Linked DNA regions of Homo sapiens: region 2 is linked to region 1. Evidence: chromatin contacts called from ENCODE Hi-C data. All regions are on one chromosome and are shown on one strand. Each heading gives the region's core, a stretch centred on a gene start or an enhancer-like site at or near the end of the contact. The rest is flanking DNA. Distances are from core to core; before and after follow the strand shown.

Evidence for each region. Hi-C counts contacts between places; a loop is a spot of excess contacts on that map. Pooled maps may share reads with other maps.
Region 2: a loop to region 1 is called in a map of B cell, with 30 times the contacts of the local background. The contact joins two enhancer-like sites. A Hi-C loop is called at or near these places in 1 of 168 maps with a recorded cell type or tissue (B cell), 3 of 37 single-sample maps with no recorded cell type and 5 of 50 pooled maps.

The regions. Positions count from the first base shown.
Region 1 is chrX:9,674,289-9,681,867 of GRCh38, reverse strand. All of the region lies in intron 5 of TBL1X (transducin beta like 1 X-linked), which reads right to left. Among named protein-coding and RNA genes, the nearest start is that of GPR143, 88 kb to the left of the region's middle. Within about 2 kb of position 4,492, at least 6 of the 41 ENCODE cell types and tissues checked have a DNase peak (open chromatin) inside an H3K27ac peak, as active enhancers do.
Region 2 is chrX:10,116,050-10,123,628 of GRCh38, reverse strand. It overlaps WWC3 (WWC family member 3), which reads right to left. Exons shown (of 24, transcript NM_015691.5): 11 at 7,122-7,211; 12 at 5,940-6,505; 13 at 890-1,010. Among named protein-coding and RNA genes, the nearest start is that of CLCN4, 37 kb to the left of the region's middle. RefSeq lists an enhancer at 3,906-4,200. Within about 2 kb of position 2,593, at least 4 of the 41 ENCODE cell types and tissues checked have a DNase peak (open chromatin) inside an H3K27ac peak, as active enhancers do.

The sequences.
Region 1 (7,579 bases), core at 3,243-5,742:
AATCAGTCTCTGAGATCTTTTGAGGGTAACTGACAGCCTCCTGTTGCTCAGTTTGTAGGGGTGGGGCTGAGATCTAAGCCTGGGTGCCAGAAACCACTCTTAGCCACCATGAAACAGTATCTAGAAACATCTACTGAATGCACCAGAATGCAGCATTATGTGCTGATGACGGCACCTGACAAGCAAACCTCATGGCTGATGGAGCAATTGTGGAAGGAAAGTCTCGTGCTCCTGGGACATTTCATTCATCCACTCTGACTCATTCATTCCCGCAAGCAGCACTGGGCCACAGAACTGGTACTTGCAGTCACATGCTCTGTGAAACAGAGCCGATTCTGACCACATTACCATCTTCAACCAAACCTGGGCACTCTGTCCACTACCTCAGTCTTTGTAGCAGCTGTTTGGAGTTGGTACTGTTTTTGTTTCACACATAAGGACAAACATTGGAGACATCAGGTAACCCGCCCAAGGATCATGTGATATGACGCTGAACTAAACTGTGAACCGTAGACTATGTGACTCCGAGATTCCGCTTTTTACTTTACACTCCAAGACCCACCCACAAGCACAGGAACCAAAATTCTTGAATTCCCTGCATGGACACAGACTCCATTTCCACCTGGCTGCTCAGCTAGACCACTGGCAGCTCTGGACAGCAGCCAGCGTGGGTGCAGCTCAGGCAACTCACAAAGAACGGTGTGCAAAGCTCAGTCTAACCCACGGAGGGAGTGTGCCCTTGATTTCTCTCTCATCTGGGTTTTTAATGTTGAGTACATGTTTTGGCTGTATAACTTTATCTCTCTACATGATTATGCTCTCCAACACAGATTTCATTTCTAGATCGTGTGGACAACAGTATCCACATTCAATTAAGTCTTCTTGGAACAAAGAGATGAACCAGTAAAGATGGACTAAGGATGTGGCGTCTGAGACTTCTGCAAAGAGCTGAAAGTCGTCTGCCGAAAGGAATATCCTGTGCAGATGCACAATGACAAATGTGCAGGATAAAGTTCTACAGGGGTACCTCGAAGGTCTTTCATCAGCTTGGGTCCTCTTTTGGAGAGGGTAGGTCATGACTGGAAATTAGGCACCTTCATAAAGACCTGGGAGATGTGCATTCCATGCCATGGTTAACAGAAGTCCTCCTATTTGCTGAAATTTTCACTAGCTGCATTTCTCTGAATGGATCTCTACATGGCCTCTAGAGCAATGGTTTTTCAGTCCATTTGCTTGCAAGATTTTCTTACTGATTTCTGGCCATGTGGTCTCATGAAGGCAAGCAGGAGGGCTGGATGGAGAAAATGTCAGCAGCAGGCAGGATGGCTGGGTTCTGTCCTCGTTCTGCCACTGGTGCCTGGCCCATGTCGCTTCATTTGGCTGGGCCTGCATTTCCTCCTCTGTGATATAGGGATAAAAAGTACCTTGAGGTGCTGATGAGACACATAGATGGGACAGCAGCCAGACCCCCAACACATTTGATGGAGAGGAGACCACAGTGAGTGGAAAGGTTGCTGTCCCAGCTTTCCTTGTTGGAACAATAAGGATGTCAGATGAAATGGCTGCTAGGATATTTGCTAGTTCTGATATTCATTCTGGGACAGGAAGATGCCTGCTACGTTCTGAATGTTTGTGTCCCCCCCAGATTTGTATGTGGGAGACAAATCCCCAAAGTGACGGTATTAAGGGGTGGGGCCTTCAGGAAGCAATTAAATCATGAGGGATCCACTCTCGTGAATGGGATCAGTGTCCCTATAAAAGAGGCTCAAGCAAGCTCCCCTGCACCTTCCACCATGTGAAGACACAGAAGGAGCCATCCATGTGAAACAGGACCTCACCAGACACCAAATCTGCTGGCGTCTTGATCTTGGACTTCCCAGCCTCCAGGACTGTGAGCAATACACTTTGGTTGTATATAAATTACCCAGTCTAAGGTGTTGGTTATAGCCCATACTAACTAAGACAATGCCCAAGGACTATGTACTAGAGGCTGCTTGACCACTTCCTCTTAGGCCACAGTTGCCAGAACCAGGTGCCAGGGTGCTGCGGAAGGTAATGCCTGCCTCCACACCTGCCAGCATCTCACCCCTCCCACTTGGACTCCAGGGCTAATGGGCACATTCATATGCAGTCTGCCAGAGTGGTGAGACTTCGGTGCCTTGTGCCTCCTCAGCTTTCCCGCATCTCTGAACACATCTCTTCTGCCCAACAAGACATCCGTAGGAACAAAGACCAGAATGTCAATGATAAACGAAGCACCAAGGACTGCCCCTGCGGCAGGTGCAGAAGTAGTTAAAGGGCAGGAGAACAAAGAGCTTGGTGGTACCTCGATGAAAGATCGTGTGAGGGTGATGGGTTAGTGTCCTTGGTGTCACCAGTAGGCTAGCCTAGAGACATTCCTGAAGACGCTAGGCTTGCCACCTACTTAGGAGGCGTATTCCTGATGAATCTCTTGACAGCAGGGCTTCTCAAGCACAGCATGGCTGACTTTTAGGCTGGCTCATTCCTTGCTGTGGGGGACACAGTCCCATGCATTGTACGATGTTGAGCAGCACCCCCGGCCTCTACCCACTAGATGCCAGTAGCACACTCCCATTGTAACAACCAAAAATGTTTCCAATATTGTCCCATCAACCCCACCATGGTTGGGGAATTGACACCCTGAAAGGCCACTACCCCCAGCTCTACTCTCCTTACATTTCTGCTTGGTTCTTGGTTGTTGCTATTGAAAAGCAAGCCACCCTCTGCATGCAATTGGTCATAGACCTTAGATAACATAACACACAGTAACAGAGCATAACCAGATGAGGTAAAATTATTCCCAGGGAGAAAAAAAAGAGTATAATCATGATAAACTGAAAGGCTTACACAAAGGATGACATTTTATAAAGGATGGTAGGATCTTCCATGTAAAGTCCTGTCCATTTGGAATAAAACGTGTAATAGTCTCACAAGAGAGGAAACAGTCTGTATAAGAATTTGTCTCATCTAACTAGGCAACATAAACATTTAAAACAAACCAAGTACATGTATTGCGTTTCTTGCAATTATGACACTGCTAAACCACACCCCTCACAAATGACTTCACAAACCATTTGAGTTATACAGTGTACTACTATGCTCAGCTAATGTTGGCCTGATTCATCAGCAAAATCTGCTAAGTTATCAATCACTGGCCTTTAGAAATACTGCTTATTTGGCAGAGAAAAGTAGAATTTAATACTCAGGCAGCTGTGGAGTTGGTTTTGCATCTTCAGCTAAAACAAATACCAAGGGTATCAATTTGTAACATTAAAACTGGAATTTTTATTAAGTATTTAACAGACTCACATACTTGTAATACTTACAGCTATCCAAAGCTGAGGGACACCATCTGCTATCTGTGCATTGCCTAGATCATGGGCTTGCAAACTGAGGCCCACAGACCAAGTCTGGCTCACTGCCAGTGTGTGTAAATAAAGTTTTATTGAGATACAACCACACCCATGAGTTGATGTGTTGTCTATGGCTATTTTCACACTACAATGGGAGAGTTGAGTAGGTGCAACAGAGACCACATGGCTCATAAAGCTGAGGATATTTACTATCTGCTCCTCTACAGGAAAAGTGTGCTGACCTGATTTTATATACAGTTGACTCTCCATATCCGATAGTTCTGCGTCCACCAAATCAACCAACCACAGATCAAAAATATCCAGAAAAAAACAACAAAAAACAATATGATGATAATAATACGAATAAAAAACCACTGCAATATAACAAACACACTTTACTTCAGCCTGGGAGACAAAGTGATACACCAGTCTTGAGAGCAAAGGAAAGAAACAGAAGAGAAGAAAGAAGGAAGGACCATATTGGATGCAATGACATAAGAATTTGGTACCATTTCTTAGGCTTATGGGGAGAACACATTTAACCAGGTGCTCCAAGGCCTGGATCTGCCCCCTAACAGTTTCCCCAGCTCCCTTTTCTGACCCATGGACAGGTGGAATTCAATGATCTACAAGGTCCCTTTCAATTCTAAAATCCTATGTAGAGAAAATAAATTACCTTACAGTGCCAACAAAACCTGAAGGGTTTTAATTTATGGAGGTGACTGAGTGACAACACAAAGAGGCTAATGCCATTGAAAGAATTTATTACTCAGTTCCCAAGGAAGGGAGTATGCTGGGGCGTGCCACACCATGCCACACAGGGCAACAAGAAACCTTATCACACACAGGGACCGAGAAGCTGAGAAAGAGAGAGGGAGGAACTAGGAGTGTACCTTTATGACTACAGTAGTCGGGGAGTAAAGGGGTGGGGATATCCCTTATTGGATAGGAAGTGAAAATACATGTCAGAATTTGTGGCTGGGAGTTTCATAATATGATTTTGGCACGCCTGCAAAAGCCACCTTATGAGAGGTAAACAACTTTGGTTGTTGGTCTAGCTCTATGATCAATGGATACCAAACAGCCACTGGTTAACACACTTGTCCAATCTAGTAGGCTAAAGAGAAGGGGTTTTACAATACAGTCATTATGAAACCAAAACGTATATGTAGCACTTCCTTTTGTTTCTGCAAATGCTGACAGTTTTCCAACCTCCTTATTCATAGCGGAGTCAGCACAGCTTCTCCTCAGTCAATATTTCCTGGATCATAAAGGTTTCTCCAGCAGGACTGCAGCTGCCTGGAAAGCTGCCCACTTTCCTCTCAGTGCTGGGACAAGGTGGTGGAGGTGGGGAGGGTGTGATAAAAATAAAGATGCGAGAGAGGCCAAGGATGAGGAAGTGGGAGCCGGGATGAAAAATCAAATGGTGAAGAAAACACAGACACACACGCACACTCTCACGGAGTTAGGAACAGTAAACAGAAAAGGCGAGGGAATTAGAAATCCTATCTTCATCTGTGGGGCGAATTCACTACCAGTTCCCTTCACTTCAACAATGATGGATTAGTCTCACCAGAGGATTACATTTTCTGCCCAAGAAGCAGTTCTTATCATATGTAAACTCCAATTACATCCATGGTAAAAAGAAAAAAAAATATGCTGGGGAGAATTCTTTTTGCCTTTGCAGTCTATATCACTGAACGTGTTCATATCAGCTTTCCATTTTAATGTGTTTATATGAAAAAAACCCTCAAGGCCCAGTCCTCAACTCCCATCCTAACCTCCAACAACATTTTGCTACAGAAAACAGAGTGCAGTGAGAACATTTTTATGCGCTGCAGACCTGTTTGAGATGACCCACCATAACATGGAATTTAGCGTAAAATGAAGCTGCCTCGGACGGCGTCCAAAAGAAATACCAGAAGGATCTCGTTAAAATACGGTTTTGCCATAACATCTGGCCTGGACCCCAAGGGTGGTGGCTGAATACAGCTCAGGCCGCTGACAAGCGCAGACCAGGCACCCTTGCCAAGACTATTTTCATATCCTCTAGATGTGGGGAGCATCCAGGAGGGAAAAGCATTACTCAGGCCATAAACTCATGTGGCTACTTCCTCCCAGGGCAATGGCGGGCTAGGACAACGAGACAACCTTGGACGGGCCTCGGCTAGGGTAGGGGGTGCTGCTTCCTGGAAATGCTCACAGAGAATTGTAGTGGAGGTGATGCCAGGAGAAGCCTCAGCTCCTGCTGCAAGTCAGCTACTAGGAAGAGCTAGGTGCAGAGACGCTCATGTCCTCCAGCCCTACAGTGTGGTCTCCAGCACCTTGGAACACTCATGAATTCTGGATTCAATATTTGGAAATTGGAAGACAGCATGAATGCTAAACCAGAGATTTACGACGGATAGCACCATTGCAAATCACACTCAAACAAAAGTCAAGATATGACTTTGGGAATATAAGAGAAAGCAATTTGGAAGATGGAGAAATTAACTCACATTGTTAAACAATCAACACAACTCCTGTTCTCACATTGGGGGATTTCTTCCAGTCCCTTTTCTCTATGTATCTTAATTACTTTCTTCTTTTTTTTTTTTTTTTTGAGACAGAGTTGCATTCTTGTCACCCAGGCTGGAGTGCAATGGCATGATCTCGGCTCACTGCAACCTCCGCCTCGCAGGTTCAAGCGATTCTCCTGCCTCAGCCTCTCGAATAGCTGGGATTACAGGCGCATGCCACCACGCCCAGGTAATTTTTGTATTTTTAGTAGAAATGGGGTTTCATTTCATGTTAGCCAGGCTGGTCTCGAACTCCTGACCTCAGGTGATCCACCTGCCTCGGCCTCCCAAAGTGCTGGGATTACTTGCTGGGCGTGAGCTACCGCGCCTGGCCTGTGCGTCTTAATTTCTATGTATAATCATCATGGTCACAGAATATTGTATCCCTGTTCTCTTTTACCTAGCACACTATAAGCATTTTCCCTGGTTGCTGGTTGGTTTTGACAGCCACCTCTGTGGTTACTAATTTTTCACCAAGCAGGCAGGTCATCCTTTACTCACACTACATCCAGTTTTATCTTTCAACAATGAATCAACGGCTTCTAACTGGACAGGTTCCCGTGTCTCAGCTGGTGTTAATGTGCCACTAACCCTACTTGCCAGCATCTTTTCCTCCTTCCTGCCATCATGTGTCCTAGGTCCGCATCACCAAGATGGCGCATTCTCCTCAAAAATGCTGGGGTTTGCTCTTTATTTTTCTTGAAGTGCTCTTCTTACTTTGCCTAAAAACTTCTGGTTCAAATCCAGCTCAGATAGCACTCTATGCCCTTTCTCAAGCTGCTGGAGAAAAGGTGACAACTGCTGCATTCAAGTACTCTCTTGTGGCCTCCACATTTCTGACGGTACTCAAAATAATTTTAAGTAGCGTGAGGGCAAATGTTTGAAATTTAATAGCTATTTAAATGTATGTTATGCGAACAATAGAACTAAATGAAACTCGTAAACTAACAGGTATTGGTATATCTAATAAAAAGCAACTGTTTCAATTTAAGAAAATACTCCAGGTGTATGCAAATATGGTGAAAATTCAGATAACGAGCAAAGAACTAAGATTGGCACTGGGTGTGGTGGCTTATGCCTGTAATCCCAGCACTTTGCAAGGTCGAGGTGGAAGGATCATTTGAAGCCAGGGGTTCAACACCAGACTGGGCAACAAAATGAGACCCCATCTTTACAAAAAATAAAAATAATTAGTTGAGTGTGGTGGCCCGTGCCTGCACTCACAGCTACTGGGGGGGGGGGGGGGGGGGGGGGGCTGAGGCGGGAGGATCATTTGTGCCCAGGAGGCTGAGGCTACGGTGAGCCATGATTGTGCCACTGCACTCCAGCCTGGCCAACAGAGAGAGACTCTGTCTTTAAAAAACAATAAATAGGTCAGGCGCAGTGACTCACACTTGTAATCCCAGCACTTTTTTGGAGGCGAAGGTGGGTGAATCGCTTGAGCCCAGGAGTTCGAGACTAGTCTGGGCAACATGGTGAAACACTGCCACTATAAAAACTACGAAAAATTAGCTGGGTGTGGTAGCACATTCCTGTGGTCCCAGCTACTTGGGGAGACTGAGGTGGGAGGACTGCTTGAGCCCAGGAGGCTGAGGCTGCAGTGAGGCAAGATCATGCCACTGCATTCCAGCCTGGGCAATGCAGTGA
Region 2 (7,579 bases), core at 1,344-3,843, 440 kb before region 1:
GAGACCAGTCTGGCCAACATGGTGAAACCCCATCTCTATTAAAAATACAAACAAAATTAGCCAAGTATGGTGGAGTAGATCTATAATCCCAACACTTTGGGAGGCAGAGGCGGGCCGATCGCTTAAGCCCAGGAGTTCAAGACCAGCCTGGGCAACATGATGAAACCCCATCTCTACTAAAAATACAAAAATTAGCCAGGCACGGTGGTGTGTGCTATAATCCCAGATATCTGTGGGGCTGAGGTGGGAGAACTGCTTAAGCCCAGGAGTTTGAGGCTGCAGTGAGCTATGATTGCACCACTGCACTCCAGCCTGGGCGACAGCGAGAGCCTGTCTCAAACAAACAAACAAAAAATAAATAAATAAAAGAAGAAAGTAACCTTGCACGCCTTTCAAAACCACATGTAATACTTGAGGAAATGTTCAAAAATTAACTTTAAGTGAACTGTCTTCTAGATACCGGAGACTTAAATTGTACAAAGAAATAATGACATCAAAGATGCCCGATCAAAATAAAGCATGGAATTCCAAAAGGCGCTGTGTCATTGTGAAACCATTCCTATAGCTACGAAAACAAGGAAGGGAGGGAGGGAAGAAATTCATTTCTAATGAATGAATGTCCTTTCCAGAAAAGCAGGGCTCTCCCATACATTGATTCTCCTTTTTGAGCTCCATCAGACTCAAGCCTTAGGCCCCCAGGGCCAGGGAGAAAGACTTCTTTCTAAAACCCAATCACCCAAAGGTGAAAGAAGCTAGAAAAATATCCTACCCCTGGAAAAATAAACAAAGTGTCAATGTATGAAAGTTTCAGTACGGAATCTTTTTGTGATTGCCAGTAACACAGGTGATTCTGCGTAGGGAGAAGGAAATAGTAAGACTAGCTTCAGACCTTTTGGTTAGAGGTTCAAACACCCCACTGTCGCTGGCTAGCGAATAATCCGACAGACATGCGGAGATGCGGCGTGCCCTCCTCTCCAACCTCTTGGCACTGTCTTCTCGAAGAGTCACTGCTGTAAGTAAGGGACACACACAGGGTCAGGAAATAACAGCACCGGGGACCGGGGTCCTTGACGCTGGAGCACACACTTCGTCAATGAGTGTTCCAGAGACTCGCTGGGACACACACACACGGAGACATGCTGTGCTCTAGTTGTTTTTCATATGGGAAAATTGAAGAAATGAACTTCTGCTACCTCTTGGATTCATAAATCTATTTCCACCCCCTTAATGAACACACAGAACATAAGATGACGATGAGAAGCCCCTCAAATGGCACTTTCTGAAAGCCGCGCACACAAACGAGACAGGAAAGCAGCATTAGCCCGATGGGAACAGCAGCGGCGCTCGCCAAGAGGTCATGGTTTTCACTGCCTTCTTTATGCTGTCGGGTATTTCCCATGTTTTATACAACAAATACTGCTTTTATACTCAGGAAAAAAACATTTTAATTATCCAAATAAACCCTAGAAAAATTAGCAACCTTCAAAGCAGAGGACACAGTTGAACCCACACTCATTCTCTGAAAACACCACCTGGGAGGCCTGCGGCCCCGGGGGAGGAAGCTGGGGCTCAAGCGTGGCTGTCTCAGTGACCGCAGGCAGGAGCCTTCCAGCCGCCCTTCTGGGTTAGCACGCTGCTATTCCTGCTATGCTTATTTTTATCTTTCACATCTATTTTATTCAAGAGCCAAAAATAGCCATTGAAATGTTTCCTTTTAACATTTCATCAGCCGTTTCTACCCATTTCCTCATAGCAATAAGTTCCTTTTAACAAAACCAATACAAACATGTATATCATCTTCCCGCGCTAAATGCAACTGTGAGCCCAGGAGTCTGTTTTGTGGAGGGGCACACTCGGCTGGAACACGGAATCAAATTGGAAGCCCCAGCTGGGCACTCCACCGTCACTCAAAGCCAGCTCCCGCTTCCATCTCCGCACTTTTCTTTGGCTAAGTTCTAGAAACGGAAAGGGTTGACCTTTGTGCCTTCCTAAACTGAGTCCACTGGTGACCATCTCTCCTTTCAACCAAATTATCATCCACGCCAATGAAATACAAACATGTTCAACAGCACGCAGAACACATGGGGCTGTGGCCTTTGGTCTCACAAGGTTAAGTGGAGGCCGAGTGAATCTTCCAAAGGTCTGCCATACCACATCTGGAGAATTCGCTGCTTCTCCCCCATCAGCCAGGGCTGGAAGCTGGCCTCCATCCTACGGTGGCCGGAGGCACTGCCTCTCAGACAGATCATGACTCCAGATGCCAGCTCTCCTCTTTATCCCTGCCACATGGAAGGACCCAAACACCTGGCCCTCAACTGCAAATGGAAGCCCCCCCAACCACTGCATCAACCCCCAGCAAAGGAAACCACCACTACCATTTGCATTCCCAGCCTTGACACGCGTGGTCCCCAGACTCAGCTGTAGATGCCTGCAGGGAAACAGCACCAGGTAATGAGCCTAAGCACCTGCAACCAACCCAGCCCAAGGCGCAAGTCTGGCCACGTTTCTCTCTCATCATTGCCATAGAAGTCAATACAGAGAGGAAAGAAATGAAGGAGCTAATCCTCGAAGCCCAGGCTGAGTCACTGGACCCACAGGGTGGGTGGAAGTAGGAACTGCCAGGAGGAAGTCCTGTCGGCAACTGCCCCGGCTGAGAAAAAGCACAGACTCCACGCTCCACACCCCGGACACCTGCCCTGGGGCTTCAAGGCACAGAGGTGGACCCTCAGGAGCAGTGCCAGGGAGACAAGGGTCAAATCTTCCCCATGTTCATGTGAAAATCTCTTTACTCCCTTTTCATCATTCAAGACAGACAGACACTAAGAGCCAAGGATGTGAACAGTGCTTGGTAAAAAGGAAGAAAATACAGTCAAAACCACAGCATAGCAGAGCTGCCAGGTGGCATATGACAGCAACGAACGCCATTACATTCCAGAAACAAACACATACAGGGAATGAACAGTGAAAGCTTCTAGGAAAGTTCTTAAACAGCTTGAATATTAACAATGAGATAACAATAAGGCCAATTGCCAACTTGTGTTGAAGCACAGCTATAAGATAACCGTCGTTGGCCACACCCCAGCCATCCTGAACACATCCATCCACAGCACAAACGTATGCCTGGGGCCTGAGCAACAACGCTGAGCAAGGGGACTCCCAAGGCCACTTACAGTGAGCACTTCTGTCGAGCCGCATGAGGAGATAAAAAAAAAAAAAAGCACAAAGTGAAAACACTGCAGAATTTAAGCCAACAACATTAAACAGAATATCAATATCATAAAAACATCAATATGAGCAAAGTCAAGATTTTTACAGGTTTTGATTAGCAAATACTAATGGGTAGATGAAAATAGCTAAGTATTTCATAATCATAACACATTTGACTTTTAAAATCCAGGGAAGACAAAACTGTAACAAAAACGTAAATAGTATGAAAAATCACAGTGTATTGCCCCACTCCTCTGACCTGCCTTCTGTTTCCTCCGATTGATTGAAAACACAAGGAAAAAATCATTCAGAGGCTGGTTTGCAAGTTTGGACAACTTTGATTTTTATCTTACAAAAATTTTGTCTTACTAAGACTTGCTGGGGGCCAAACTTAGACTGCAGTGTTCCCAGCACAGCTGATACATGATGGGGCAGGGGAGGCGAGGAGCCCCCCCTGTGTCCATGCCTGAAGCTGGCTACCCAACCCGGCCCTCTGGGGACACCCAGCAGGGTCAACTATTTCAAGTTTCTAAGGATACAAATAAACGTGTCCTTAGAACAACATAATACATATGTGTCCTTGAAACAATGTAATATATGTAACATATAAAACCATCACCAGATGGCAGTATCATAAAAAGCTACCGCTAGGCGGCAGTGTCACGCAAGAATCCACCACCGATGTCATATAAGAATCTACCACCAGATGGCAGTGTCACTCAGGAATTTATTGGCGGTGTCATATAAGAATCCGCCACCAGATGGCAGTGCCATACAAGAATTCATCACCAATGTCATATACGAATCCGCCACAAGATGGCAGTGTAATACAAGAAATAATCACGAATGACATATGGCTCCACCACGAGATGGCAGTGTCTACACACGTAAGCAAATACTTCCCAGTCCAAGAAGTTTCAACCATTATAGCATCTGCCACGGAAAGCAAAGGAAAAAATAAAGAAACCAGGATGTGAAATTAAGTCAGCGCTTCTCCCTCCCACTCTGTCTCTCCTCTGACCCAAAGTGGCCCTTGGGCCTTGTGCAGATTTTATGCCTAACTAGACTGACATTCTGGAATCTCAATCCCTTAAGGAGAAGGTGGTGGGAGAGAGGAGGGAGACTAAGAAAGAAGTCCTAATTGGATATTTCTTTTCTGACTGAACGGAATAAACATGGAGCAATCAACCTGTGGTTATAAAGAGGAACAAAGCTAATGAAGGATACCTGCATATATGGACTTCAGAAACAATGTATCTGGGGATACCAAAGTGTGTTTGCAAACACAGGGGCAGACACCAAAATAGAGATGCCAAAAAGCCCTGGGGCAGTCTCAGAACATGATGGCCTCTGGTTACGCACGTAAGTGCCAACAGACTACTATTTTATAGAGTGATCAACCTATCTATTGATCTACCAATCCATCTATCTCTTGGGTAACAGAATGGTGGCAAATGGAAGGGGTCACAAAGATCACTGCATTCAAGGGTGGAAAAGGTGAGACTCAGTCCAGGTATGTGTTCAAGGTCACACAGCTAGAAGTGGACAGGGCAGGGAACAAAAGCCTGGTCTCCCAGCTGCTAGTTTGAAGCTGTTTCCACTACACCACACTGGTTCTGCTCTCTAGTTTTATTTCTACCCCTTGCCGCATAAATACTCCATAGTACGTGACTAGGGTTTCTCAGCCTCAGCCCTCTTGACATTTGGGGCTGGACCATTCTCGAGGGGGAGGGGGTGCTGCCCTGTGCATGCCAGGAGCATCTCCCATCCCCTAGTTGTGACAACCAAAAATGTTTCCAGACATTGCCAAGTGTTCCCCAGGGGCAGGACGCAAAAACACCCCTGGCTGAGATCCACTATGCTGCACAAATTATCTAGTGTTTGCCTAAATGGAACATTTAAAACATTTTTGCCGTGCAAATAAAAGTCAATTAAATGGGCTGAACTTCAGGAACGGGAGACCTTGTTCTTGATCCTCTTTAAAACCAAAGGAAGATAAAGTTGCCATGGGTGGCTGAGAAAAGCACATGGGGTCAATATTCCCTTCAATAGCAGTTTGGTCTTCCAAGCAGGCTACAAGCTGAAAGACCCCAGCTCCGAGGAGGAGCTGAACCAACACCAACTGAATGGATGAGGCTCCACGGAGCTCCGTGTTTTTCCATTTGAAGAATCACCAGAGAAACCAAATCAGTAGAAATGACCGATACTTACAGGCATGTCTTTTGAAATTACACAATTATTTTCACTTCCACATTTGATAGACCTATGTTCTTGGAAACTATGAAAACTATAAAAGATAAAGAGATGTCAAAGCAACAAAAGAAGTCAAGATTTCCACTAGCTACAACCAGACACCTGTTGGCATAATGGTCTCAGGCGGGCACACACTGACGGTTCCATCTCGGCACGCACGCTGCAAAGGTCATGAAGGCCCTAATCCATCTCCAGCAGCCTCTGAATGTGGAAGCCTGTGTAGTTCTTACCCTAGTTTTCAACAATTAAGTATTTTTTGAAAACAAGCCAAATACCTAGGAAAGACAACTTTGTCAATTTCAATGATCTTTCCCCAACACAGATCAGAAAGAGCAGGTGTGTGCTCTTCCCGATCACATCAATATTCCTAAACGTAAAGCTCACCATGGACCTGGAAAGCCAGCCATCCTCACTCTGGACCCCACAGTTTCCGCCCTGCAGGTAACCCTCGCCCCGCAGGAGGCCACATCCGCACTTACTTCCACCCACGGGAGCGCTGGCTGGTGGGGGTCCTCGCTCGTGCGGCCCTTCCCCATCCCCGGGGACCCCGTGTGGCTGAAGGGCCGCCATGCCTGGTAAGTCTTCGTCCCCCATAGCCGAGGCGTGTGCCCGCAGTCTGTCTAGGGCGCCCAGGCCTGGCCCCTCACAGCTGTCCGCCAGCTGCGCCAGCGGCGAGTCCCGTGAGGCAGGGAGGAAGGGCGTGTCCAGGGGCGAGCTTGGGGGCGACAGCGAGGACAGCGAGGAGCGGGAGGACAGCGATGCCAGGGACTGGGGCGTGTCCAGGGACCGCCTCTGCTTGTGGAAGCCCGAGGGGCCTGGGGGCTCTGAAAAGGGAGCATCTCGCCCCAGAGAGTCGAAGGGAATGAGGTCGAAGCGTAGAAGCTGGCTGCCCTCAGCGTCGGGCTTCTCGTACTGCGGGAGGCCGTAGATGTCCGTGAAGCTGACCGAGCTCAGGGAGCCCCGGCTGGAGGCCAGAGACCCACGGCTGGAGGCTAGGGACCCGCGGCTGCTCCCCGAGGACACCGTCAGGGTGCTGGCACACAGGCTGAAATGAGACAGCATGGCCATCTGAGATGGCAGGGCAGCCACCCCTGCTCACCCTGTGAGCACGGAAAGGGTGGCAGAGAGCAGTGGGCAACAGCAGAGACCCGTGCCCAAGTCCCAGTCCCAGTCCTGGCTGGAACACATACTAGCCAGGTACACTTGGTCAAGCCATTCACCCCCTCTGGGCTCCCACTGGGGCTGGGGTGAGAACAGTTCCCACCTGGGGCATTGTTAGGAGGAATATCTGAGAAAATGACACATCTGAGGCCCTTGACATTGGCCATTCTTGAGCAGCCAAATCTTACTAGCTTAAAAAGTTCGTATGCTTTTAAAAAAAACCCAAAACAAAAATGCGCACGTGTATAGATGTACACTTCTGAAACTGTTAATTAGGTTACAAAATCCTTGAATACATCTGACTTCAGGCCTCTTATTTACCCTGAAGCCAAATGTGGTTCTCTCCATATTCCTTGAGTCATACAGTAGTAGCATGTTAAAAATATAATGTATCCATTCTGTGTTAACAACATTTCAGGTCAAGCTACAAGAAACGAGTTCATGTACCAGTCATTGGAACATGATGAACAAGTACAGTTTTCTCTTTGAAAGTAACCTACCTTTTTAACTGGGACTGGAGGTAGGATGTTAAGCGGGTGGCTTCTTCCAGCTGCATAAGTAGACAATTCCTTTTTTCCTGAAGCAGAATCCTGTAGGTAAGAAGACAGTCGATTAGTACATTTCAAAGACAGGGAGAATATTTTCATAACAAGACAGTCCACTATCAATTCCCTCCAGCTGAATTAGGTTGCAATCACCACCCATTCTAAAAGCACCCAGGTCACAAGGGCCAAGATCACAGAGACTGCTTTTGTCCCGTTTGAAAAATACATCCCTGGCACCCTGAGCAGTGCCTGCTACTCTGTGGAAGCGCCAGGCACAGTGCACGGGGGAGGGGATGCGTGAGAAGAGGAGTGGGCACAGGGATGGGTCAATGTGTGGGTGGGTGGCTGGATGGGTGGGTGGCTGGATGGGTGGGTGGGTGGCTGGATGGGTGGCTGGGTGGCTGGGTGGGTGG